Regions from separate parts of the Homo sapiens genome. Here region 2 is linked to region 1. The links are chromatin loops, found by intact Hi-C in ENCODE. Cell type or tissue: mammary epithelial cell. All regions are shown on one strand.

Region 1 (8,000 bases):
GGGGTGTGACCTGCACTGTCGCCAGGGTTCCCTGCAAGATGTAGCCAAGGGGAAGCCTTCAGGGCACTTTGCCTGACACTGCACCCTTGCATGGCCTCCTCCTAGCTGGTCACACCCACCCTCCCACTCCCCTACTGGTTTTCTTTCCTAATCAACCACTTTTCTTTTAGTGCTTGCCTTGGGGATAGAAACCTACCCTAAGATATTTAGAGTCCATCTCACTTCTTTTTCTAAGTGAGGAAGCTGATGGGCAGAGAGGAAGGGACTTGCTGGAGGTCACAGAGGAGAAGGGGGCTAGAGCCCAGGTCCCTCAGTGTCATCCACTGCTGCTCTGACAGCGGACGCCTACTGCAATAACTAAAGAAGAAGTCAGGATTCTGACTGGAGTCAAACTGACTGAATACCCAACCAGCCCTTACCTGGACTCCTGAAGCTCTGATACGTACCCATCGTACTGTAAGAACAGGCAGACGTTCAACTAACATATATTTATTGAGCATGTTTTGGTGCCAGGTAGTGTTCTGGGTGCTGGAGAATCAAGGTGAACAGATGGTTCATGTCCCTGCCTATCATTAAGGAGAGAGGGAGAGAGAGACACCATGATATGAGGGAGTGATAAATGCTAAGAAGAAAAATAAACAGGGATCAGGGGTTTGACAGTGACACGGGATGCTGTGTTATATAGGGGGTCAGGGATAGCGCTCTGAGGAGTTGACACAAGAAGATGAGATAAAATGAAAGTGAATGTTTCTCTCTAGGTTCCCCCTCTGGCAGTAGGACAGTGTGGCGTCTGGTTGGCACTCAGTGGCCATCATCGGTGGGCAGCTGGCTCTGCTTGGAGGGGCTTCCTCTGGGTCCATGCCTTGTGCAGTGTTGTCACAGAGCTTGGAGGACTGGCTGGCTCTTGCTGCAAGAGGGCAAGGGACACAGGCTAGCAGCAAGGGGGCTGTGGCTTGTGACTGTGTCCACAGAGCCTGTACCCACCCCCAACCCCAGAATGGTCTTCCAGTCCCCAAAGGACAGAATCGGAGTTGTCTTCAGCCATTTCAGACACGCCATTATCTTGAAAAGAAGGAGATCTGGAGTTATGCATCAGATATTCTCCCCAAGACTTCAGATAGCACATACGTGCCAAGTTTAAGGCAGAAATCTTCCCTTCTTAAACTGTAACTATCTGAAAACCCTGTGAGAGCTCAAAGCTTGAGACTGTAGGTTTTGCAGTCAGGCAAATATTGGCCCTGCCCCAATGCTATGTGCTCTAGGGTTCCTCACAGGCCCTCTCTAAACTCAGACCTGAAAGATGATGCCAGTCTGAAGGAACAGATAGCCAGGGCAAAGCCCCTAGCAAAGAAACATGCTCAGGTTTTCAGGGACCATTTGTGAAAGGGGTAATTAAGGTGCTCCCTCCTCGGCCTGCTCTGATGTCATTGTGACCAGCTGTACCTCCTGCTTCCCCTGCAGCCACCCATGGCCCCACACATGGCTTGCCGCATCTGGAGGTCATGCAGCAAGCCCAGTGCTTCTTGGGAGAGACGCACCTGGCCCTACCCCAGGGGCTGTGTCACCTCCCAGGCAAGGCTCTCTCTCCCACAACCAAGACACGGTGTTCCCTACTCTGCTTTAACTCCCACTGTGACTGGTTTTGTCGGGGGAGAGAGGATGCTTTACAAAATACTTATCTTTATGCTTTGATTTTACAGCAGCAAAGAAAGTCACCTTTGGGCTCATCTTCCAAAGACAACCTTCCAAATTCTTGAGTGTATTTCATTATTGCCTTTTTTATAATAAATATTTTTCCATGGTTGAGAAATCACATTTTTTCCTCTTCCTACCAATTCATTTATTTTCTTGGCCTGCCACTTCCCATAAAAGGTGCAACATATGGTAGAGGAATTTTCCTCCACCTGGGGTTTTGGAAATAATTCAGAATGGTTCTTTGGCTTTTGCTGGCTAGAAGAATGTGTGTTTTCTTTTATGAAATCTGCTACTTAGAATCAAGGGTCATAAAACCGAATATAATCTGGGAAGACAGATTAATTTTTGTTATAGTAAAAACTGCTTCTCACAAAGGAATGCTGAAACATGGACACATGCGCTTCCGGAACCCAAAATGTTCACAGTAATTATGTCACGGTGCCTTTTCTTCCTTTTTTCCTTATTTGTATTTTTTCAGTCTTTTTTTTTTTTTTTTTTTGACGGAGTCTCGAACTGTTGCCCGGGCTGGAGTGCAAAAGCACGATCTCAGCTCACTGCAAACTCTGCCTCCCGGGTTCAAGCACTTCTCCTGCTTCAGCCTCCCAAGTAGCTGGGATTACAGGCACCCACCACCATGCTCATTTTTTGTATTTTTTTTTTTTTTTTTAGTAGAGATGGGGTTTCACTATGTTGGCCAGGCTGGTCTCGAACTCCTGACCACATGATCTGCCCTCCTTGGCCTCTCAAAGTGCTGGGAATACAGGCGTGAGCCACTGCCTCCGGCCCAGTCTTTCTACAAAACATGTCATACTTGTATAATAAAAATATTTTTAAAATTCACTAAAATAAGGGGGGAAAACAAATAAAAGGCAAATCCAGTTAAGTGTACTATATCTGGTATGTTACAGGATGATAATAGATGTTTCGTGAAGAACTAGTCCAGTGATGAAATAAGTTGGGAAACATTGAGTTAAACAAAGCTAATTGGATTTATTCCCTGCAGGACTTCTCAGAGCCTTTAATATCCTGGTGGGCCTTATGATCTTTAAGAGGGTGCTATACCTAGTGATGTTACCAGGCTTATCTCATCTCTGAATCCCCATTCTGAGGAATATCTCTCCAGACTGATTATCTGTGGAACACTCTGGAAAACCCTGTTGCCAAGCTCTGACCATGTGCAGAATCAGGGAAATGCTCAGGTCTCATTAGGCCAAGTTCTAATATGATCTGCAGAGTTGAATGAAGCCTTGTTAGGTTGGGAAATTTGAGACCACATCAGCTATTAAATGAGAAACACTGCTGAGATCTCACTGGCAAATTAAGACATGTGGCCAGGTCAATTATGGATTTTCCAATTACAAGATTTGGAAAGGTAGAAAGACATTCCTGGGCATTTGGTTAGTAGGATCACTGAGCTTTTGGTTCAGCACGGATGATAAGACTTGGATAAACAGAGGGAATTCCCTGAACCCCAAGGGAATGAAATATTGTGTTAGCTTATTTTGTGTTGTTATAAAGGAATACCTGAGACTGGGTAATTTATAAAGAAAAGAAGTTTATTTGACTCACAGTTCTGCAGACTGTACAAGAAGCATGGAGCCCACATCTGCTTGGTTTCTGATGAGGCGTCAAGAAGCTTTTAGTCATGGCAGGAGGGAAGGGAAGCCAGCATGTCACAGGGCGAGAGAGTGAGCAAGAGAGGGAGGAAGAGGTGCCAGCCTCCTTTAAATAGCCAGCTCTCCTGTGAACTAAGATTGAGAACTCATTCATTACCATGGGGAGGGCACCAAGCCATTCATCAGGGATCTGCCCCCTTGACCCCAACACCTTCCACTAGGCCCCACCTCTAACACTGCGGATTACATTTCAACATGAGATTTGGAGGGGACAAACATCCAAACCATATTAAATATACTTGCAAATAAAACAGTCCAAAGAAGCATAAAAGGGATAATGGAGAGTGGGATCAGTGGACAGATCAGGGCTCCCTATATGCACTCAAGCCTCACCAGCACAAGGGCTGGGCCTCCAACTGCCAAATCTGCATCTCTTTGCCTGAGGGCTCCCTCTGGCCATTGGAGCCCGCAATGAGCAGCAGGCCAGAAATGCATAAGCACTGATGTGCGGCAGCTTGAAACCAGTGACTGGTGGGAACTGGCGAACAAACACCCCAGAGCATCCCACCTTGTAGGCAGGATGGTCCTGATGTGCACTGGCTGCAATGGCTCCCGGAATTCCTCAAAGGCTAAATCTCCAGATGCCCATAGTGGCCCCTGGTTTGATAACACACCGTTGGTTGCCTGCCTTCCTGTCTCTGTCTTACTTTCCCTAGGAAACAAGGTAAGTTCTGCAGGAGTTTCTACTCTGGCTAGAAAGCCTGATTTCCTGGGTTTTCATGATTCTTCAAGGCGAGATTTGTACCACTGCAGTGAGTTAAGAACAGTTTCATTTTATTTCTGACAGAGGGCAGCATTTCGTTTTCTTTCACAGAGAGATGTATTCCTGGGCTTGCAAATGACTCTAGCTCAAAATAAAGAAAAACAAATTGAAATAAGGATTTTAATCACTGTGAAGGGAATGAAAGGCTGTGTCAGCGTTTCCATGGTAAGTGCCGTCTTTCAGGGATTTATCATCCCAGCTGTAAAAATATGCTTTATGCTAGGATTTGGCAAGAGCAACCCTCAGTCACTTAAAACCTATATATTATTAAAGATTCTACTTTCAGTCAAGTCAGAAACGTGACTCTGTATAAATGCCACAGAATGCTCCTCTGACCCTTGTGACTGCCAACTGCTGCCTGCCACATTCCCTGCCAAACCAGCTCAGCACTGAGAAGTGGCAAAGGCACAGCAGCTGGACCTCCCCAGAGGATGCTTTGCGTTCTGGAAATGGTTCCGCTGAGGAAGAGGGCCTGGTTCTTTGTGGAGGCTAAGTGCGGCCTTTTGGGGTCTCCTGCCTAGGGGTCTGTAGGTGGCTGTTCTCTGAGCACTGGCTCACTTGCTCCCTCTCCCGCATCCCAGGTCCCAGGGCTACTCAAGGGGAAGGGGATGTGTCAGCACAGCCACACATCACCCTTGGCCCCTTGGCTCGGGATGCCGAAGCCACTGCAGACAGCATAAGTGGAAGAAACTCAGGTTGAGCTGACAGGAAGTGTTAGACTTGTGCTGATTTTACCTGGCAACCCGAACTCCCGTGGTGTGAGGGGAAGAAAGGCAGCTAGGTCAAGTTAGCAGCCAAAAGAGAAAGCAAAACAGGGCTCAGTCTGAATTTTTATGTCACATCACATAAAAGCCACCTCTGCTTGGCTTTAAATAAGACCAAATTTGCAGAAACTGGTATGTCCTTTATTCGAAATAGGGTTGTGGAGGTGGGGCGGGGGGCTCTTTATGATAAGAGCAGAATGTCACTTTTTACGACCCAAGATGAATCCTTAGTGTGGTGCCAGTGGTGTTTATCAGGTCTTAGGCATTAGCAATTTAATCTTTCCCCTAACACAGCAAGTGGTGCATACTCTGATTTCCATTTTCAAAATGAACAAATCGACACCCAGAGCTTAAGGAATTCACCCTTATGAAGGTCTCATGGAGAGTCAATAAGGAGCAGGCACTTAAAGGCATATCTTTCTGACTCTAAGTCATGGGGCTCCATATATTGCACTTGGGAGCAGGCACAAATTCTTCTCCCAGGAAACAGTGCAGGAGCAGGGTTCCAGGGTTCCACCAGCCCATCTCCTCACCCATCCCCAGGTGGTGGGCATCCTGGCACAGTGCTCAGTGTGCCCCAGCCCTAGCAGATTTCCTGCTGTTGAGATAGACAATGGCTGCAGAGGGCAGGGCTAGGAGCAGTGGCTAAACTCTAAAGCGTTTTGATTGCTAACATTTTTTGAGTGGTTACTGTCTATCAGTCACAGTTGGAAGCACTGTATATCTGTTACCTCTCTTAGAACCACTCCCAGCAACTGTCTGAGGTAGGTAATAGCATTGTCCCCATTTTATAGGTGAGGAAACTGAGGAGCAGAGAGCTTAAATAACTTGCCCAAGGTCACATAGCCAGTAGAAAGTGGAGGTGGGATTCAAGCTCAGGCAGCTTGACTCCCCAGACCAAACTGAGGACTGGTGTCCTGTGTGGGTAGCAGGAGGTGAGGGTTGAGGAGGGTGCACTTCACCAACCTCTGAATATTCACGCAGGGGCTAGGTGTTCATTGGTAACCCAATCATAAGTGGCTGGGCTGGACAGGACTTCAAGCCAGCCAGTCCCGCCTCTCATCTTCCTGTTGACCGTGTTGATTCTGTAAGAGGCAAGGGCTGCCCGAGGGTATCCTCCTGTTCTCTAGGATGCGACACTCTAGGCAGAGCCAGAGTGGGATCCTGAGTCTCCTGGGCCCCCTGTTCCTGCAGGAGACACGATCTTGTGATGGAGTCTCCCATGAGCAGGGTAAGGCAAGTTCCTCCTGTACTTTGTCCCCATGGTGACTCAGGTGAGATGGCCCCTGAAAAGCTGTGACTGGGAGAGTTACATTCAAAGTCTGGGCAGGGCTCCTGCAGGCTATCCTGCACCCCTCGGACAAGCCAGGTTGACTTCCCTCCTCCATCTCTCAGTCTGGAGAAGGAAAGAGATAACAAATAGCTGGGGGTGAGATGGACGTAATTAGCGGTTCTAGAGTGCATCATAAAGCAGAAAAACCGATTCCTGTTAGGCTGGGAGTGCCGTCTGTGCTACCCCAGGAAAATGGGATCACACAAGCAATTGTACAAGGCAATAACACCCCTGATGCTGAAGCTGTAACATCTGTTACACCAAGACATTTTGGTTATGACTTCATCATGCATTTCTGAGTTGGTCTGAGACAGTTTTTCATTGGCACTTAGATATATTGGTTTATAAGGCAATAGTGGAATTGAACCTTTCAAAGAGTTCAGGCTCTTCATGGGGGATGTGGTGGGGGAGAATGAGGGAGATGGGAGGAGACAGGAATAGAGAAAAGCTATAATATAAACAAAAGAAGAGCAAATAGTGGCAAATATTGGAAAAGATATTTATTCTCACTAGTAATCAAGGACATGATAATTCAAACAAAAAATGATTCTTTTGCATATCAGACCAGCAAAGACGTAAAAGAATGATCAAACCCAATTCTGGAAAGGAGTTGAGCGTGTTATTGAAGGGACCACACTGTTATTACATTGCTGGGGTATAAAAATTTCAAGCATTATCTCCTTGATCCAGCATGAAAAATTTATTTAAGAGTAATCAGACAAATGCTTAAAGGACATGTGTACAAGAATGTCTACAGTGGTATTGTTAGACTAACAAAAAAGGATAAACTGCTGAATGTAAATTAATAGAGGACCAGAATGGCAGAGTGAGAACCTTCATAAATCTGTTTCTTCATAAAAGCAATGAAAACACTGGCAAAAAATTGTTAAAATTAACTTTTTCTTAACTCCAAAAATCAACCAAAAGCTTGCAACAATACAAGTTTACTTAAGAAGAACTACTGAACCTCCATAAGAGTAGCAATTTATGGCTTTACTTTGTTTTACTTTTTTAAAGACAGGGTCTCACTCTGTCACCCAGGCTGAAGGGCAGTGGTGCAATCATGGCTCACTGTAACCTCAAACTCCTAGGCTCAAGCAATCCCCCCACCTCAGCCTCCCAGGGAGCTGGGACTACAGGCCCATGCCACCACACTTGACTAATTTTTTTAATTTAATTTTGTTTTTATAGAGATGAGGTCTTGCTATATTGCCCAGGTTGGTCAGTTTATGGCTTTGCGACCTGACCTACTCCCAACAATCACTGCCTAGCTCTACTGTAACTACAAAAACTGGCAGCCTTGGAGCTACCAGCTGGGGTTTAGAACATCTAAAAAAAATCCCATCCCTAAAGCATCCACACTAAAGAGCAGGCCAAAAATTTAAAAGAAAGATTTAGGAAATGAGATGTCCATAACACATTTTGAAAAGTTTTGACAGATCCCTGGCAATCCAGAAAACCACATGCATATCCAGAACTATGCACATGCCTAGGAAAAAAAATGAAAGGGCCTCATCTCTCATCTCTGGCTTACCTCGAAGCTCTGCACAAGCAAAACAGGAAAGCTACGGCTGAGGGGTAAACTGCTTGTGTATTGGAAGCATGCCTCAACACACACACAGTCCCTTGGGAAGGATAGAAGACTTATTGGTTCAAGGAATTTAAACTAACTTCTGACCAATAATTAACTGACAACTAAGCTACTGAGTAGAAACTTCAGTGGCCACACACTACAAGGAATACAGACTTCAGAGAAGTAATCCGGGAAG
Region 2 (8,000 bases), 480 kb after region 1:
AGGTCTTTGACTTAATCTGACATTATAGTTTTGGTTTCTTTAGTTCGTATAATCTGGTAAGCTCTGATCTTTTTTTTTTTTTTTTCTGAGACGGAGTCTCGCTCTTTTACCAGACTGGAGTGCAGTGGTGAGATCTTGGCTCACTGCAACCTCCGCCTTCTGGGTTCAAGCAATTCTCCTGCCTTAGCCTCCCAAGTAGCTGGGACTACAGACGCGCACCCACCATGCCCAGCTAATTTTTTTGTATTTTAGTAAAGATGGGGTTTCACCTTGTTGGCCAGGATGGTCTCGATAGCCTGACCTCATGATCCACCCGCCTAGGCCTCCCAAAGTGCTGGGATTACAGGCGTAGCCACCATGCCCGGCCCAGCTCTGATATCTTCTCTTTGAGTGGTCCAATGTGTCAGACGTTAGCATTTTTATATGGTGAATTCTTATATGGTGAATCCTTAACAAACAAGTAAAAAAAACAAAAAAAAACAAAAAAAACCCAAAAAACAGAGTTGTCCTAGTGTAGGTTTCCCCGGAAGCAGACCCTGAAACAAAGATTCAAGTGCAAGCTGTTTATTTGAAGGGAGAGCCTAGGAGACATAGGTAGGGGAGTGAAGAAGAGAGATGGAAAGGAAGGCAGCCAGTGAAGGGTATGTTGTCAAGAAGGCTGCTGCTGTGGTTGACTCCAGCAACCAGCATAGGAGACACCTGCACATCAGTGTCAGTGAGGGAGCTGGTTGAGGACTGCTGGCCAAGGGAGGTTAATTTTTCTGGCACTTCTGGTGGCCATTTCTGTGAGTAGCAAGGACTCCTGCCACCAGAACAGCCCTCAGGTAAGGAGATGCACACACTGGCAGTTGACATCAGGTTAGCTGGAGAGTCCAGGGAGGATAACAGGGGGCCTCTGGCAGCATCTGCTACAAAGGTCATTTCAGGGCCGAGAGAGTCTTTTGGCTCATATTTCACATTCACAAGTTTTAAGTTGAAACACCATCTCTGAGGGTACAGAAGTAGTTACAGAGCTATACAGAGAGGATTGAAAGAAGACATCCTTCAAAACAACTTTAAACTTGTGTCTCATTAACAGACCACAGTAGTAATAATTATACACAATGAATTTAATATTTCTCACAAATCCTTTATCTTGTAATTTGTACAATATATTGTCATATATTTTTGTGTTTAATAGACGTTCTTTGTTAAATGTGGATGTTGAAAGTATCTAGCATTTAAATTTGTTGTAAACCTGAATTGATATTTCTTTATTTTTTAAAATATATTGGGAGTCTCAAAAACTGAAAAACACCTGGTCTCTGTCACCACTAAAAAGGCCCCATTTAGCCTGGTGCAGTGGCTCAGGCCTATAATCCCAGCACTTTGGGAGGCCAAGGCGAGTGGATCCTTGAGCCCTGGAATTCAAAACCAGCCTGGGCAAAATGATGAGACTCTGTCTCCACAAATAAATAAATAAAAGTTAGCCAGGCAGACGTGGTGGTGCATGCCTGCAGTCCCCGCTAGCAGGAAGGCTGTGGTGGGAGGATCAATTGAGCCTGGGAGGTGGAAGCTGAAGTGAGCTGTGTTTGCACCACTGCACTCCAGCCTGGGTGACAGAGTGAGACCCTGTCTCAAAAAAACAAACAAAAAGCTGGGTGCGGTGGCTCACACCTGTAATTCCAGCACTTTGGGAGGCCAAGGTGGGCAGATCACCTGAGGTCAGGAGTTCAAGACCAGCCTGGCCAACATGGTGAAACCCGGTCTCTACTAAAAATACAAAAATTAGCTGGGCTTGGGGGCGCATGCCTGTAATCCCAGCCACTCGGGAGATTGAGGCAAGAGGATCACTTGAACCTGGGAAGCGGAGGCTGCAAATGAGCCGAGATGGCGCCACTGCACTCCAGCCTGGGCAACAGAGCGAGACTCCATCTCAAAACAAACAAACAAACAAACAAACAAACGCCCCAATTAAAAACAATAGCATCACGGAGAATTAGGACCAAAATTTAGAAGAAGAATAAAACAGCCCAAGAGACAGCGTCAGGGCATTTTTTTTTTTCACCTACTAGATAAAGAAGCAGTAGGGCAGTGCACATCGTTCCTGTGCAGAGCTATTTCTTCTTGAGCTTCACAGCACTTTGTGTACAGAAATGAAGAATGATGCCCAGAAACTCCACTTTGTAGAACTAAGCAGATTGAGCCAGTTGATCCAGGAACCTCTCTCAAATCTTGCTTTTTATCTTTTGTCTTAAAGAAAACAAATTATGAGGCAAAAAGTAACCATTGTTGGAGGATAAATCAGAAAGTTGTCATTTTCCCTTTTAGAACTAGTGGGATTTACTACCTGTTCTGAATACAGTATAAGAATATAATGGGCAGCAATGAATGAGTAATCATAAAAATATCCAAAGCAGAATTCCATCGAGTTTTAAAAATTGTTTCCTTCATAAAGCATAAAGGAAATGTGCATATTTATCTTCAAATACAAGCAGATTAAATTGAGATACGTCGTTTAATTGAACTATAAGTTAAAAATTCTTAATGAGATCATCTTGTGAAAACCTAAACTCTACATTATTCCTCCTGAAAATCTGCCTTCTCCAGACAGAAATGTATAAATGGTCATTGACTAACCAGGCTATAAACTGCTCATTTGTAAGGATAACCTTCGAACTTGCATTACAATTGAAGAGATGAATAATTTTCACAAGTAAGAAATAGATATTTTTGTTGAAATTATGCAATTTATATTAATCCTCTTGATCACAATTTACAAAAAGTTAAGAAGAGAAGCTTTTTTGAGATGTTTTTATGGTGTTAATAAAAATAATACAAATTGGAAATTTTGTATTATAATTACCCCTATTAAAGCATGTGTCATTTCACTGGGATTTTTAGTCTTCAGAATCAAGCAATAAATGCATATAATGTTGGCTATTCAGTCTGCTCAATGGGATATAGATGGGATATTGTGACAAATCTTTTTTCTACCTATTTGTGAAAAATGAAATGTTTAGTAAGTATTTTTTAAAGGGTAAAAATACTTTAACTCACAAGTAGCCAGAGAGCAGCTAGAGGTTTGTGAAACGGTGGTCAAGGGCCTGATTCCCAGCACTCACTGGGTAGGAAGTTACACACCTGCTGTACAGCGAGACAAGTCGTTGCCACAGGAGTTTGCAGTTGCACCACAGCGCCATCAAGTGAAGGGGTGAGAAAGGTGACTCTCAACAATTATTAATACTCAAGGTAGGTACCACTCCTGTTGAACATATTGCTCCCAGATATAGCAGCCTAAAAACCACAGAGTCATTATGTCACTCAGTTTCTGACAGGAATGTGGGAGTGGCTTAGCTGAGTGGTTCTGGCTCAGAATTGATCCTGAGGTTGTGGTCAAGATGTCACCTGCAGTCATCTGAAGGCTTGACTCAGGCTGGAGGGTCTGCCTCTAAGGTGGCTCCCTCACATGACTGCAGGCAGTCTCAGTTCCCCACCAGATAGATCTCTCCACCAGGCTGCTCACCCGTCCTCAGGACATGGCATGGGCTTCCTGCAGAGGGAGGGCTCAGAGAGAGAGAGCGAGCAAGCAGGAAGCTGTAATACCTGGGAATCACCTACTCTCCAAAGTCACACACCATCATTTCTGTGTTGTTCTAGTTGTTAGAAGCACATCACTAGGTCCAGCCCACATTCCAGGGGAGAGGAATTAGCCTTCATCTTTTGAAAGGGGCGTCAAAGAATTTCACATTTTAAGTCATCGCAGTGCAGCCAGCCCAGAGATCAGATGACTCAGCCAGTTTGCCCTCACTAGATCTAGAGGGCTCCCGTCCACACCCTTGCTAGGTGTTTACAGTGCATTTCTAGCACTAATGTTTAAGACATAGATCCAAATGCCACACAACTAAAATAAGTTGAAGAATCAATTTGTGATGAAAATACAGACAATTCTGGCTGGGTGCAGTGGCTCACGCCTGTAATCCCAGCACTCTGGGAGGCCGAGGTGGGCGGATCACGAGGTCAGGAGATTGAGACCATCCTGGCCAACATAGTGAAACTCCGTCTCTACTAAAATACAAAAATTAGCTGGGCGTGGTGGTGCATGCCTGTAATCCCAGCTCTGTAATCCCAGCTACTCAGGAGGCTGAGGCAGGAGAATCCCTTGAACCAGGGAGTCGGAGGTTGCAGTGAGCTGAGATCGCACCACAGCACTCCAGCCTGGCGACAGAGTAAGACTCCATCTCAGAAAAAAAAAAAAAAGAAAGAAAGAAAAAGAAAATGTAGACAATTCTGCCTTTTTAGAAAGTAGGACCTGGCACAATAGTATACTTTCAGATATGAGCCTGTTTGGATGGCACCCCAGTTCATTCAGAGAATGTCTCCAGCATTATTTTGTCTTAGCACAACCAGCTGAACTCACTGGAGTGTCGCTAGCCTAAGCAAGCCTAGTCCTGAGAGTCGGGGTTGCAGAAGATGTATGTTAGGGTGAAAGTGGGGTGGTAAAGGAAGAGGACACAGAGTAGGTCTGAAAACAGTGTTCTGGACAATCATTCCAAAATGAACCACTCTACAAAGCTTTACTTGAAGGATTGATATTTAAACACATCAGTCATTAGATGTCTTTATATTTAATGGGTTTCAATTTCACAAGACCTCTCATTGCTGGTTGTGTGCTTTGAGGGAACAGGGAAGAAAAGGTTAAAAAATATACCCCCAGCTTATAATGTGGAAAGAGTTTACTTGAAGCTGCACCACTCAACCAAGTCCATTCTGTTGTTTCTAAACCAACAAAAAGCATGGTGAAGAGAAGGCATCTGGTGGATATTGGCTGAATTTTTTTAAAAACAACTGGCTAGCAGGGCAAAGCATCAACCCTGGCCAGTGGAGAACTTGCCATCTTTGCCTGGCACTACTTCATTCCACTCCTCCCTGACCCCAGTCAGCAGGTACTCCTTCCTCCCAGGCCTTTGCACAGGAATCATGCAAACTGGAACCCATCCCATGCACTAAAAAGATTCTGGAAGTTTCATTTCTAATGTTCCTATTTTCTCACCATGTAGCAAAAAAGCAGAAGAGCACACACTCCCAAATAAAATGGTGAATTCTTTTACTAGCAGTATTCTACTGAACAGAACTCTTTTAAAATGCATTTTTCCATTGCCACATTACAGTGATAATTAATATTCATAATAATGACCTTGAAGGTCTCTCAGAGTCTGAGGAACCTAATGAATAATTAAGAGAATGAAATGGTTTTCAATAAGATTTCATGCTTAGTGCTTTTTGTATTCTAATACTTTTGATAGATTGTCATGGTTGATTGTCTAATTCCCCAGTCATGCGAGTAAACAGAGAATTTAATGTGTTTCAAGGGGACTTCCATGGTAAGTTATTTGCAAGCATATTAAACCAAAATCTGAAGTGCATTAAAAATCCTCAGCCAACGCTAGCATACACGCAGGCTGCCACATGAATTGCAGCTATAGGGAGCTATGGCTAGCTGGAACCACTCAGAATCCATCCTTTTCCTTCTAGATAGAAAAAGAAAATAATTATTGGAACTAAGGATAATTATACATAAAATTATATACCAAAATATTGTTCTTATAGTTGAGGATTCATTTGTTGCTCTTATTCATTGTCATATGTTTAAAGAATTTGACACAAGATTGATATCAAAAAATTATCTGGATTGGGGGTTCCTTTCCTATTCCTGGTGCCACTTCATGCTGTAATAAACTCTCACTCTTGTTTCTTTCTTGTTACCCCTGTTATGGTAGACATATCACTCTACTTGGAGAAAATTCCAAATCACTGTTTACAGTAGAAGAAAAATCCAATACCTATATTCGGCAGTTGAAAGACCAAGATCCCAAAAGGTGATATGACTTATACAAAGCTACATAGCAAGTTAGTTATAGAGCCCAATGAGAACCTGTGTTTCCCAACTCCCAAGCAAAGGCCTTTGTGCAACATCCATTGCCACACCAAAGCCAATAACTGCTAATGAAAGTTCTCCACCCATTGCAGCCACGGAAACTGAAAAAACTACTGAGAAATGTTATTTCAACAAATGCATTTGACTTATAAGGTTGAAGTACCATATATTCTATTGAAAATGTCTGAATTGAAAGGATTTAAGTCACTTTAAGCAGAAAATTAGAGCACACATGGCACTGTCTATTTTTAGGATCTCTGAGTCTCAGGCACAGGCATTTTAGTAATTTAGATCTTTACATGAGTGCTCCTCCAAGTTTTGTTTCATCTTCAGAATGGAGGCCATGTCATCAAGCGAGTGTGGGAAGCTTGAGCTCATTCTACAGGAGGTTATGCCAGGTGCAGGAAAAGGGATTGCTTGGTGTAATAATTAGATCCTTACCACCTACCCACCCACCCACATACAGACATACACAGATACACACACACAGCTGAGCCATTTGAAAATAAACTGTAGACTCATGCCATTTCATTGCTAAATATTTCAACATGCATTTCCTAATAAGGACATTCTCCTTACTGGTGAGAAATGATATTTCGATGCCAAGATCAAGGGGCAAGGTATGTTAATTGACACAAGGGTATCATTGCTTCAAAGCCCTTTCAGTGAACAGATCCAGGAATGACAAATACACTTTTAAAAGGTTATTTAATGTGAATTTCTCAATGCAAATTTAACCTTACAGTGTTTTATTTTAAGTTCTTTGACTTAATAGTTGTTTTTGCCTCTCTTTTCTGTTACACTGAAAGTTTTGGTTTGTAATAATATAGTGTTTCTTTCCTCCTAATTCAGAATTGTACACTTGTTTTCTCCTAGTTCAGAATTATAATACTATATAAATAATAAATTACTGACTGAAATTTAAGATTTCCTTCTATTCATTTATCCTTAGATCAAATCCATTATGAGTGTATAATTAAAGTACTGAAATAATTCTGTTCTTTGTATAGCTGTGGTTGCCACATTTGAAATAAAGTTAAGCTCATTGGTCCCAATTGTTTTCCATTTTAGGATTTTACTTTTGTCTTTTTTATTTGAATTTTTTAAATATATAAAACATTTATGTGGTCCCAAAGTTAAAAAATACACGAAAAGGTAACCAAACCCACAGAAGTTTCACTCCTAACCCTCTCCCTTCACTTCATTCCCCCCACCTCCTATAGGTAATTATTTTTATTGCTTCTTTTTGCAAATATAGGCGAATACCTAAATATATTCTTATTCCTCCTTTTTCCCCCTTACACACAAAATATAGCATACTATACTAACTTTTTAAATCTAAAAATATATTCTGGAGATTGTTTCAATTCACAGACATTTTTTTTTTTCTGTGTTTTATGATGCCTGGTCGCCAATTCATGTATGTACTGCAGTTTATTTACAGCCTCTCTTGTTGGTGGATGTTTAGATTATTTCTAATCTTTTGCTACTGCAAACAATGTTGTGTTACATAACCTTGTGCAAATGTTACTGATTATTTGTAGAGATGTATTTTCTTTTCTTTTTTCTTTTTTTTTTTTTGAGACGGAGTCTTGCTCTGTTGCCCAGGCTGGAGTGCAGTGGCGCAATCTCGGCTCACTGCAAGCTCCGCCTCCCGGGTTCACGCCATTCTCCTAACTCAGCCTCCCGAGTAGCTGGGACTACAGGCACCCGCCACGACGCCCGGCTAATTTTTTGTATTTTTAGTAGAGACGGGGTTTCACCGTGTTAGCCAGGGTGGTCTCGATCTCCTGACGTCATGATCCACCCGCCTCGGCCTCCCAAAGTGCTGGGATTACAGGGTTGAGCCACCGCGCCCTGCCTGAGATGTATTTTCAAGGTAGATTCCTAGAAACGAGATTGCTGGGTGAAAGGTTAGCACATATGTAATTTTGCTCAATTTTGCCAAATCCCCATCCATAGGGTTTGTTCCATTTTGCATTTCCACTCTCAGTAGAGTATGTTATAAAATGTTTGGATCCAGAAGAATTCTAATTTGCATTTCTCTTATTGTAAGGGAAATTGGGCGTCATTTCATATGTGT

Evidence for each region. Hi-C counts contacts between places; a loop is a spot of excess contacts. Peaks named below come from ENCODE experiments on the same cell type or tissue, not always from the same donor. Only the 100,000 strongest peaks of a DNase experiment are listed, where the experiment ranks them.
Region 2: it touches region 1 in a loop (25-fold over the local background); 8 of 110 quality-filtered maps call a loop at or near these places.

Annotation. Positions count from the first base shown.
Region 1 is chr3:43,158,132-43,166,131 of GRCh38, forward strand. No RefSeq gene overlaps it. Among named protein-coding and RNA genes, the nearest start is that of POMGNT2, 56 kb to the left of the region's middle. In mammary epithelial cell, a CTCF peak has its summit at 4,150; no DNase peak of the experiment used is centred here; H3K27me3 peaks cover 260 bases.
Region 2 is chr3:43,635,552-43,643,551 of GRCh38, forward strand. It overlaps a transcript of ANO10 not described here. Among named protein-coding and RNA genes, the nearest start is that of ANO10, 18 kb to the left of the region's middle. In mammary epithelial cell, a CTCF peak has its summit at 3,181; a DNase peak (open chromatin) is centred at 3,630.